2 separate regions of the Homo sapiens genome follow, and region 2 is linked to region 1. Evidence: read pairs that join two places in POLR2A ChIA-PET (ENCODE). Cell type or tissue: PC-3. All regions are shown on one strand. Links, peaks and the distances in the headings refer to the core of each region. The heading gives the core; the rest is flanking DNA.

The links. ChIA-PET counts read pairs that join two places held together with the same protein. Peaks named below come from ENCODE experiments on the same cell type or tissue, not always from the same donor. Only the 100,000 strongest peaks of a DNase experiment are listed, where the experiment ranks them.
Region 2: POLR2A ChIA-PET joins it to region 1 with 6 read pairs; 4 of 35 experiments call an interaction of 5 or more read pairs at or near these places.

Annotation. Positions count from the first base shown.
Region 1 is chr21:33,416,195-33,420,194 of GRCh38, reverse strand. All of the region lies in intron 2 of IFNGR2 (interferon gamma receptor 2), which reads right to left. Among named protein-coding and RNA genes, the nearest start is that of IFNGR2, 15 kb to the right of the region's middle. In PC-3, for the core only: no CTCF peak of the experiment used is centred there; DNase peaks (open chromatin) are centred at 494 and 2,434; H3K27ac peaks cover 3,418 bases.
Region 2 is chr21:32,775,426-32,781,272 of GRCh38, reverse strand. The region is part of intron 1 of EPCIP-AS1 (EPCIP antisense RNA 1); the gene reads right to left. Among named protein-coding and RNA genes, the nearest start is that of EPCIP-AS1, 6.2 kb to the right of the region's middle. In PC-3, for the core only: no CTCF peak of the experiment used is centred there; no DNase peak of the experiment used is centred there.

The sequences.
Region 1 (4,000 bases), core at 1-4,000:
TAACTGTACCTCCGACCCTCTCCAAGATGCATCTTCCGCTTAAGTTGCAAGGGACAAGATGAAAGCCACTTCAAGATGCGTGGCCAGGGCTTCCATGAAGACACCCGCCATAGATACCTACTACTCAGCCCCAGGGTGACAGACCCTAATGGGGAGAGGGATCGCAAACCACGAGCCTCTCCTCTCAGGTCGGGGGTGAGGGGCGTGCTCTGGAAGAGGTGAGTGATTTCTTTTTCAAGGTAGACAGATACCTAAAGACCCTCTAACCGCCCCGCTCCTCCTCCTCCAAGAGCAACATGCACGGCTCTTCCTCAAATGCAGTGCAGGGCCTGCTCCCCCAAACCCCTGCCACTGCCGGGGCTCAGCCTGTCCCTGGGACTCAAGAGCTATGTCCAGCCTTTGTGAGGTCACTCACAAAAACATTAAGTAAGTCCATCCCCTTTGACCCAGCAACCTCTCTTCTAGAAGTGTAAGAAAATAACCAGATATGATTCATGTACGAGGTCATGACTTAGGACAGGCACAAGCTGCCAACTGTCTACGCCCATGACTGGGGAAAAGTTAAATACAACACATGTGATATGTCACATAATGAAACATACAATGTCCACACAGAAATAATTACATGAAAAAATGCTCACATTTAACTACATCAAGTTAAAATAAAAAAGGAAATAGACCCCAGAAGTGTGACCCCAGTCTGGTTTGGTTTACACACACACACACACACACACAATTTTCAAACAAGAGAACGAATTTAGAAAAAAAAGTCTAAAATGAGAATAATGGCTGGGTGCAGTGGCTCACACCTGTAATCCCAGCACTTTGGGAGGCTGAGGCGGGCAGATCACTTCAGGTGAGGAGTTCGAAACCAGCCTAGCTAACATGGTGAAACTGCATCTCTACTAAAAATACAAAAAAATTAGCCAGGCATGGTGGCGGGCGCCTGTAATCCCAGCTACTTGGAAGGCTGAGGCAGGACAATCACTTGAACCCAGGCGGCGGAGGTTTCAGTGAGCTGAGATCACGCCACTGCAGTCCAGCCTGGGCAACAGAGTAAGACTCTGTCTCAAATAAATAAATAAATAAGATAAAATAAAAAGTAAAATAAAATGAGAATAGTGATTATTCTTAGAGTGTAGAACAACAGGTTATTTTATTTTCTTCTACTTTTCTAGATTGTCCAGATTTTCTATAAAGAACATGGATTGCTATTAAAATCAGAAGAAAATGAAAAACAAATGTTTGAGAAGACAGGGCTGGGCAGGTCTGAGAGAGGGGCTGGCAGTAGACCAGGAGGCGTGATCTGGAAGGGGCCTTGCTGCCCGACTGTCTGCATTTTCAAGGAAAACTGACATCAGGATTGGTTTTTTTTCCTGTTATTTATTATTATTTTTTTCTAAGTGAAAAGTCCAGATTTCTTAATGTTGGCAACAAATTGAAGAAAAAAAAAATTAAACACTGGGAGCCAAATAGCCTGCAGCCACTGTCTGCTACCCATGATTTAGACTTGAAATTCTCCCATCAAGTGCTCCATGTAATTTTGGTCTTGATACTCTGTCAAAAAACAAAGGCATCTTCATTTTTAATCATAGCAATGCTTTATTGTAGAGAAACACGGTGGAAATTTAAGTCTCACAAGCCTCAAAACTAATAAAAAGTCCCAAACACATGTTTGTATCTAAAACAAAGTATCTAAAAACAAATGCAAAGGCCCTCTTCCATTATCAAATCTACAAACTGAAAAAGAAAAAGAAATCATCCCCGATTTCACCTTTTTCTAACAGGAATATTCACATGTACCCTAACCTATGTTTCTTTTACTAAAACCAACCTCTAGGCTGGGCGTGATGGCTTACACCTATAATTCCAGCACTTTGGGAGGCTAGGTGGGCGGATCACCTGAGGTCAGGAGTTCGAGACCAGCCTGGCCAACATGGTGAAAAGCTGTCTCTACTAAAAATATAAAAATCAGCCGGGCGTAGTGGTGGGTGCCTGTAATCCCAGCTACTCAGGAGTCTGAGGCAGGAGAATCGCTTGAACCCACGAGGCGGAGGCTGCAGTGAGCCGCAGGTTGCAATGAGCCGAAAGTTGCAGTCAGCTGAGATCACGCCACTGCACTCCAGCCTGGATGACAGAGCGAGACTCTGTCTCAAAATAAATAAATAAATAAATAAAAAATAAAACCAACCTTTATCCCTGAGAAAATATCTATAAAATGCTTTTTGAAAAGAAGACAAAGTGAAACAGGTTAGTTTATCAAATGAAACTCTATCAAAGGTTTTTTTTTTTAATGCAATAACGTTTTATCCCATTTTTAGAAGCATCTCCTCTGAAAATCAGTAAACGTACTTCCTTGTTCAAGGCCAAGGAGCCCATAAATCAGCATCAAGCCTAAGTCAATACATCAGCCGTGACTCTCACAACAAGCTTCTTGTTTAGCTCTAGGGTGTAATGTTTGCTGAATGCTGAGGGTAGGGCCAACTTCCTGACATGTGACCTGTGCGCTCACATCAAGCCCGTTCTCAGAAAGGCACTTCATTTGATGCTCTGCGGTTGCCATCTTGAAATTCTTAATACTTTTTAAATAAAGGGTCTCACATTTTCATTTTGCACTGGGTCTTGCAAATTGTGTAGCCTGCTCTGGTGGATTGCTCCATTAATTACAGGTAACTTAATGTTCGTAATTTATAACTACTGGAGGAACAGATCAATGTGATTTAGAGATAACTCTCAAACCTCAGTTTAGCACCTGTTTCTATTAAGCAAATACTGTTACAACGGACATTTAAAAACAAATAAGAAACGCCAGTGTGATGGCTCATGTCTGTAATCCCAGCACTTTGGGAGGTTGAGGTGGGTGGATCACTTGAGCCCAGGAGTTCGAGGCCAGCCTGGGCAACATGGCAAAACCCCATCTCTTCAAAAAATTAAAAATTAGCTGGGTACAGCAGTGTGCGCCCATAGTCCCAGCTACTTGGGAGGCTGAAGTAGGAGGATCTCTTGAGCCAGGAAATTGTGGCTGCATTGAGCCATGATCATGCCACTGCACTCCAGCCTGGGGGGCAGAGTGAGACCTTGTCTCAGAAAAAAAAAAAAGAAGTTATCTGAACCGGGTGGGGTGGTGCACACTTGTAATCCCAGCTACACAGAAGGCTGAGGTATAAGAATTGCTTGAACCTGGGAGGCGGAGGTCCAGTGAGCCAAGATCGTGCCACTGCATTTCAGCCTGGGTGACGGAGACTTTGTCTCAAAAAAAAAAAAAAAAAGAAAAAGAAAAAGAAAAACAAGTTACCTGGAAACCTACTCCTCTAACAAATCAATTGCCTGTCATTTTTCCACATTACTTTTCTATTCTTTTTTTTTTTTTTTTGAGATGGAGTCTCGCTCTGTCGCCCAGCCTGGAGTGCAGTGGCACGATCTCGGTTCACTGCAAGCTCTGCCTCCCGGGTTCACGCCATTCTCCTGCCTCAGCCTCCCAAGTAGCTGGGACTACAGGCGCCCGCCACTACACCCAGCTAATTTTTTGTATTTTTAGTAGAGACAGGGTTTCAGCGTGTTAGCCAGGATGGTCTCGATCTCCTCACCGCGTGATCCGCCCGTCTTGGCCTCCCAAAGTGCTGGGATTACAGGCGTGAGCCACCATGCCTGGCCTACTTTTCTATTCTTTTACAGGTGTGAGCCACCATGATCGGCCCCTTTCTATTCTTGACAATAAATACATACCACTTGCAACTTTTCAGTATAAAAGTGAATAAAAAATTTTTTTAAGTAACAAAAATAAGAAATAAAAAATACAAATACATGCCAAAGTTTACAGAGTTGCAATTTCTACCAGATGACATCTAATTATCCTTTCTATTGGCTGTCTGTGGTTTAGTGTTCAAGCGTAAGTTAGCAGGCTAAAATTGGTCACTTTCCTACTGATGGATATGAATATACACTTCCATGTATCTCTTCATGATTATAGTTTTTGTCTCTCTTTTTTTTGATGGGGGGT
Region 2 (5,847 bases), core at 1,848-5,847, 640 kb after region 1:
TAATTTTTAAAGTAACAACTTTATTTAAAAAAATAAATAAATAAAACCTTGGGGTCTTTTAAACCTGGATTGAGTCAAAGTTTTAGTAGAAACAATGATCTCATTCAATTAGAACCAATGGCTACATTTTAATAGAGTTTGATACAAAGTATAAATTTACTAACAATTTTAACTAGGACCATTTATATGCTCTAAACAGAGGTACTTATCTCTATTAGCAAGTTACTTGCAATAACTATGTGCCTGCAGGAGAGAGAGCATTCCTCACTGTTACTTGCTGCTTAAATGCCTGCTTGTGAGGATGTATGTGTGCATAGTTTTTAAAAAGAAAGAAATAAGAGAAAAACTCTGTTGAACAAAAGCTATAGGTGAAGAGTTATTAAGCAAGTGAACTTTTAAAAACAATTGTATAAGGTACACAGATAAAATTTACCCTACTATAAAATGAAAATAACTCTTTAAGCAAATATACGTAACACAATAAAACATCATTAATACCAACAATAACAAAAAGGAAATTTATTATAAGGATTCCAAGAAGATCAAGGGAACTCACACATGGCGTGCAGTCCAGCTTCTGGAAGAGTCAAGGACCTGGGAAGGTACCAGAAGCCCTCAGAGTATCCTTTCTGTCCTCATTCTTCTCTCTCGCTACATTGACTAGTTTTCTTGGCTCCTGAGTTGACATGTAATTTAAGGCTTTCCTACTGCTTTTGAGTTCATTGCAATTCCAGCCATAAGCAGGGACTCACTGTCTCTGTTTCAAGGGCAAAATCTCGGGAGATTCTGATCAGCCCACTTTGCATCAGCCAGTACAATGTAACTTGGTGTCTTAGTCCATTTCTTTTTTTTTTTTTTTTCTTTTTGGGTGTGTGCCCTTGTTGTTGTTGTTGATACAAAGAAATACCTGAGGCTAGGGTAATTTATAAAGAAAAGAGGTTTATTTGGCTCATGGTCCCACAGGCTGTACAAGAAGCATGGCACCAGCATTTTTTTCTGGTGAGGGCCCCAGGAACCTTCTACTCATGGCAGAAGGTGAAGGAAAGCCAGCATGTCACATGGTGAGACAGAAGCGAGAGAGAGAGAGAGCGAGAAGAGGAAGTACCAGACTCTTTTAAACAGTAGGTTCTCATGGGAACAAATAGGGCAAGAATACACTTGTTACAGGATGACACCAAGCCATTCAGGAGGCATCTGCCCCATGATCCAAACACCTCTCACCAGGCCCTACCTCCAACACAGGAGGTCACATTGCCACGTGAGATTTGGAGAGAACAAATATTCAAACCATATCACCTGGCTTCCTAACTCACGGGGTACTCTTCTCCCTAGAGGAGGCAGTTCCCAAAGGTGGAGGGGAGATGTCTATTACTACTTTAAGAACTAATCGGCCGGGCGAGGTGGTTCACGCCTGTAATCCCAGCACTTTGGGAGGCCGAGGTGGGTGGATCACCTGAGGTCAGGAGTTAATGACCAGCCTGGCAACACAGCGAGACCCCGTCTCTACAAACATTCGCTGGGCGGGTGGTGTATGCCTGTAATCCCAGCTACTCGGGAGGCTGAGGCGGGAGAATCACTTGAACCTGGGAGGCGGAGGTTGCAGTGAAACGAGATCACGCCACTGCACTCCAACCTGGGTGACACAGCGAGACTCCGTCTCAAAAAAAAAAAAAGAAAAGAACTAATCTACTTCAGTAATTTATAATACATTGAGATCATGCTTTAGAAATAAAGGGTTGTTACCTGTAGAATATGTCCATTTATATCAACGTAGGGTAAAATATTTATCACTAATTCAATAAACAGATAATGTCCAATAGCATTCAGTCAACGAATATTGTCTATTCTGTGCCAAGAGCCATTGAACATACTGTGAAAACAGCAGTGAACAAAACATAAAAATCTCTTCCCCTATTGTCTTAGTACATTTTGTGTTGCTATAACAAAATACCACAGCTTAGATAATTTATAAAGAACAGAAATTTAGTTCTTATCGTTTTGGAAGCTGGAAAGTTCAAGGTTGAGGGGCCACATCTGGTGAAGGCCTTCTTGCTGCACCACATACCACGGCAGTACGTGACAGGGGAAGAGAGTACAAGAGAGCAAGACAGAAAGGGGGCTGGACTCATGCATTTTATGAGGAAGCCAATCCCAAGATAACTAACCCACTAATCCAGCGACCACCACATGAATCCATTCATGAGGGCAGACCCTTCATGACCTAATGTCTTAATGTCTCACCTCTCAACATTGTTACATTGGGAATTAAGTTTCCAACACATGAATTTTGGGGGATACATTCAAACCGTGGCACCCATGAGTTGACATTCTACTTTAAGTTACTGCAGAACTGCCTTCATCAAAGTAAGGTCTAAATCAATCTAAAAAATTATTACATTATTTCTTCAGCCTTTTTCCAGAATAGAATTATTGAGATGTCCAGAGTTATAGTTTTTTTAAAAAAAGGAAAATCCTAGATCAGGGACTCCTAGGCTGTTATATTTCACCTACCAGATAAAATTTTTTAAAGATAAAATAAAAAATTGAGGAGGGCCTATAGCTTTTACTACATTTCAGTTTTCCAAGTAAGGGTATGAAGATAAACTCACAGACTACCATATATTAGCATCATTGTTTATAGAAATAAAGAAATTTTCTCATCTTAACATGAAAGAGAAAAAAAGGCACATAATTTCAGAATAAAGGACTATTTCTTCCAAGAAAGGACATCTGGTTACTCTATACACACAGACTGTCCTTCCTCTTTTATTTTGGCAGCTGAGTAGGGAAAACTTTTCACAAGTTCACAGACCTGAATTTGGTAGTCATTGTTCCAGACTGCATGGTTTAGGACTGAGTTGGCAAACCAAACTGCTTATTGCCTATTTTGTCTGAATCTGTGTGTCAATTAATCCATGTAAAGTCACAATTTCATGGGAAAAATACTAACCAGAATTATTGCTTGGAAAGATGACTTTTTTTAAAGGAACAATTTATTGATTGAAACAAAATGGTTGATGTATTAGTTCTTTGTCTTCCCAGGATACTAAAAGCATTGCAATATTAAATGGTGATGACATACTATATCAACAAACAAATTAGTATATTTGATACTCAAAGTACAGAAGTACTTTATCAAGTAATTAGTTTCTGATAATATACCAGCTGACAGGCAGTTAAGGTAGCTATTCAATTTCAGGAATTTAATTTCCACAATCTCTATAACTTCTGATAGAAGAACCTTTGGCTTGCTTGGGCAGTAAGATAACTTTTAAATGTTTAACTTTGCTCTTTAACTATATAAATAGGTAGACTGGCAAAGTTATAAATAAATCTGTTGTATCTGAATACAACCATGCACTGCATAATGATGTTTTGATCAATGATGGACTGCATATATGGTGGTGGTCCCATAAGATTGCAATGCGGCCAGGCGCCGTGGCTCATGCCAGTAATCTCAGCACTTTGGGAGGGTGAGGCAGGCGGATGACCTGAGGTCAGGAGTTCGAGACCAGCTTGGCCAAATGGTGAAAGCTCGTCTCTACTAAAAATTCCAAAAATAGTCATGTGTGGTGGCACGTGCCTGTAATCCCAGCTCCTCAGGAGGCTGAGGCACAAGAATCGCTTGAACTTGGAGGCAGAGATTGCACCACTGCACTCTAGCCTGGGCAACAGAGCTACACTCTGTTTCAAAAAAAAAAAAAAAAAAAGATTGCAATGGAGCTGAAAAATTCCTATCATCTAGTGACATCATAGCAATCATAATACTGTAGCACAATACATTACTCATGTGTGTGGTGATGCTGGTATTAAGAAACCTCTGTTTCAGTGGTATAAAAGTATAGCACATACAATTACATATACCACATAAAACTCCATAATGATAATAAATGACTATGTTACTGGTTTATGTATTTGCTATACCAGTAGTCCCCAACCTTTTTGACACCAGGGACTGGTTTCATAGAAGACAATTTTTCCATGAACTAGGGGGTGGAGGATGGTTTGAGGATGATTCAAATGCATTACATTTACTGTGTACTTTATTTCTATTACAATTACATTGTAATATATAATGAAATAATTATACAATTCACCATAATGTAGAATCAGTTGGAGCCCTCAGCTTGTTTTCCTGCAACCAGATGGTCCCATCTGGGGGTGATGGGAGACAGTGACAGGTCATCAGGCATTAGATTCTCATAAGGAGTGCACAAGCTAGATCCCTCATGTGCAGAGTTCACAATAGGGTTCGTGTTCCTGTAAGAATCCAATGCTGCTGCAGATCTGACAGGAGACAGAGCTCAGGTGGTAATGCGAGTGATGCAGAGTGGCTGCAAATACAGATGAAGCTTTGTTTGCTCACCCGCCGCTCACCTCCTCTTGTGCAGCTCGGTTCCTAACAGGCCACTGACTGGTACCAGTCTGTGGCCTGGAGGTTGGGGACCCCTGCTTTATCTTATTTCTCGCATATTTAGTGAGGCCTCATCAGTTGTTAAGGCCCAGCTATTTATCTTCCCCCCAAATGTATATATTGAAACACTAATCCCCAGTGTGATAGCAGAGGAGGTAGAGATGCTGGAATGTGACTAGGTCACAAAGGTGGAGCCCTTATGAATGGGATTAGTGCCCTGGTAAGAAGCTGAAGAAACCACAGTTGTCTCCCTTCCACCATGTGAGGACTCAGCTAGAAGGTACCATCTATGAACCAGGAAGCAGACCCTCACCGGAACACAAATCTGCCAGTGCCTTAACCTTGGATTTCCCAGCATCCAGAGCTGTGAGAAATAAATTTGTTGTTTATAAGTCACCCAATTAATGGTATTTTGTTGTAGCAGCCCAAATGGACTAAGACATCAGCTAATGTATATAGAATATTTTTTACATATTTATTGGCTTTGTGGCTTCTAACATTTTAAAAATAAACTTAAAAAAAGAGAGAGAACAATGTCTACCTTTGGCCACTTGCCTCCTGCAGGGGTGGGAGGTGGTTGGGGACGCCTATACTATACTTTTTACTGTTATTTTAGAGCGCACTCTTTTTACTTACAAAAAAAAAAGTTAAGTATATAAGAGCCTCAGGCAGGTCCTTCAGGAGGTATTCCAGAAAAAGATATTGTTTTTATAGGACATGATAGCTCCATGTTTGTTATTTTTCCTGAAGACCTTCCAGTGGGACAAGATGTGGAAGTGGAAGACAGTGACACTGATAATCCTGACCTTGCGTAGGCCTAGGCTGATGTGTGTGTTTGTGTCTTAGCTTTAAAGTTTAAAAAGTAAAACAAAATAATTAAAATGGTAAAAATAGAAGATATTTTTGTGCAGCTGTAAATGTGTATTTTTTTAAGCAAAGTGTTATGCCGGGCACGATGGCTCACGCCTGTAATCCCAATACTTTGGGAGGCTGAGGCAGGTGGACGACCTGAGGTCGGGAGTTTGCGACTGCCTTGACCAACATGGAGAAACCTTGTCTTTACTAAAAATACAAAATTAGTTGGGCGTGGTGGTGCATGCCTGTAATCCCGGCTACTCAGGAGGCTGAGGCAGGAGAACTTCTTGAACCCTGGATGCAGAGGTTGCGGTGAGCTGAGGTTGCACTACTGCACTCCAGCCTGGGCAACAAGAGCAAAACTCTGTCTCAAAAAAAAAAAAAAAAAAGTCAAGAAGTTTTAAAAAATGTCTGGGCACGTTGGCTCATGCCTGCAATCCCAGAACTTTGGGAGGCCGAGGTGGGCAGATTACTTGAGGTCAGGAGTTCAAGACCAGCCTGGCCAACACAGGAGCTTGTGGGGTGTGCGGATCATCTCTACTAAAAATACAAACATTAACTGGGCATGGTGGTGCACG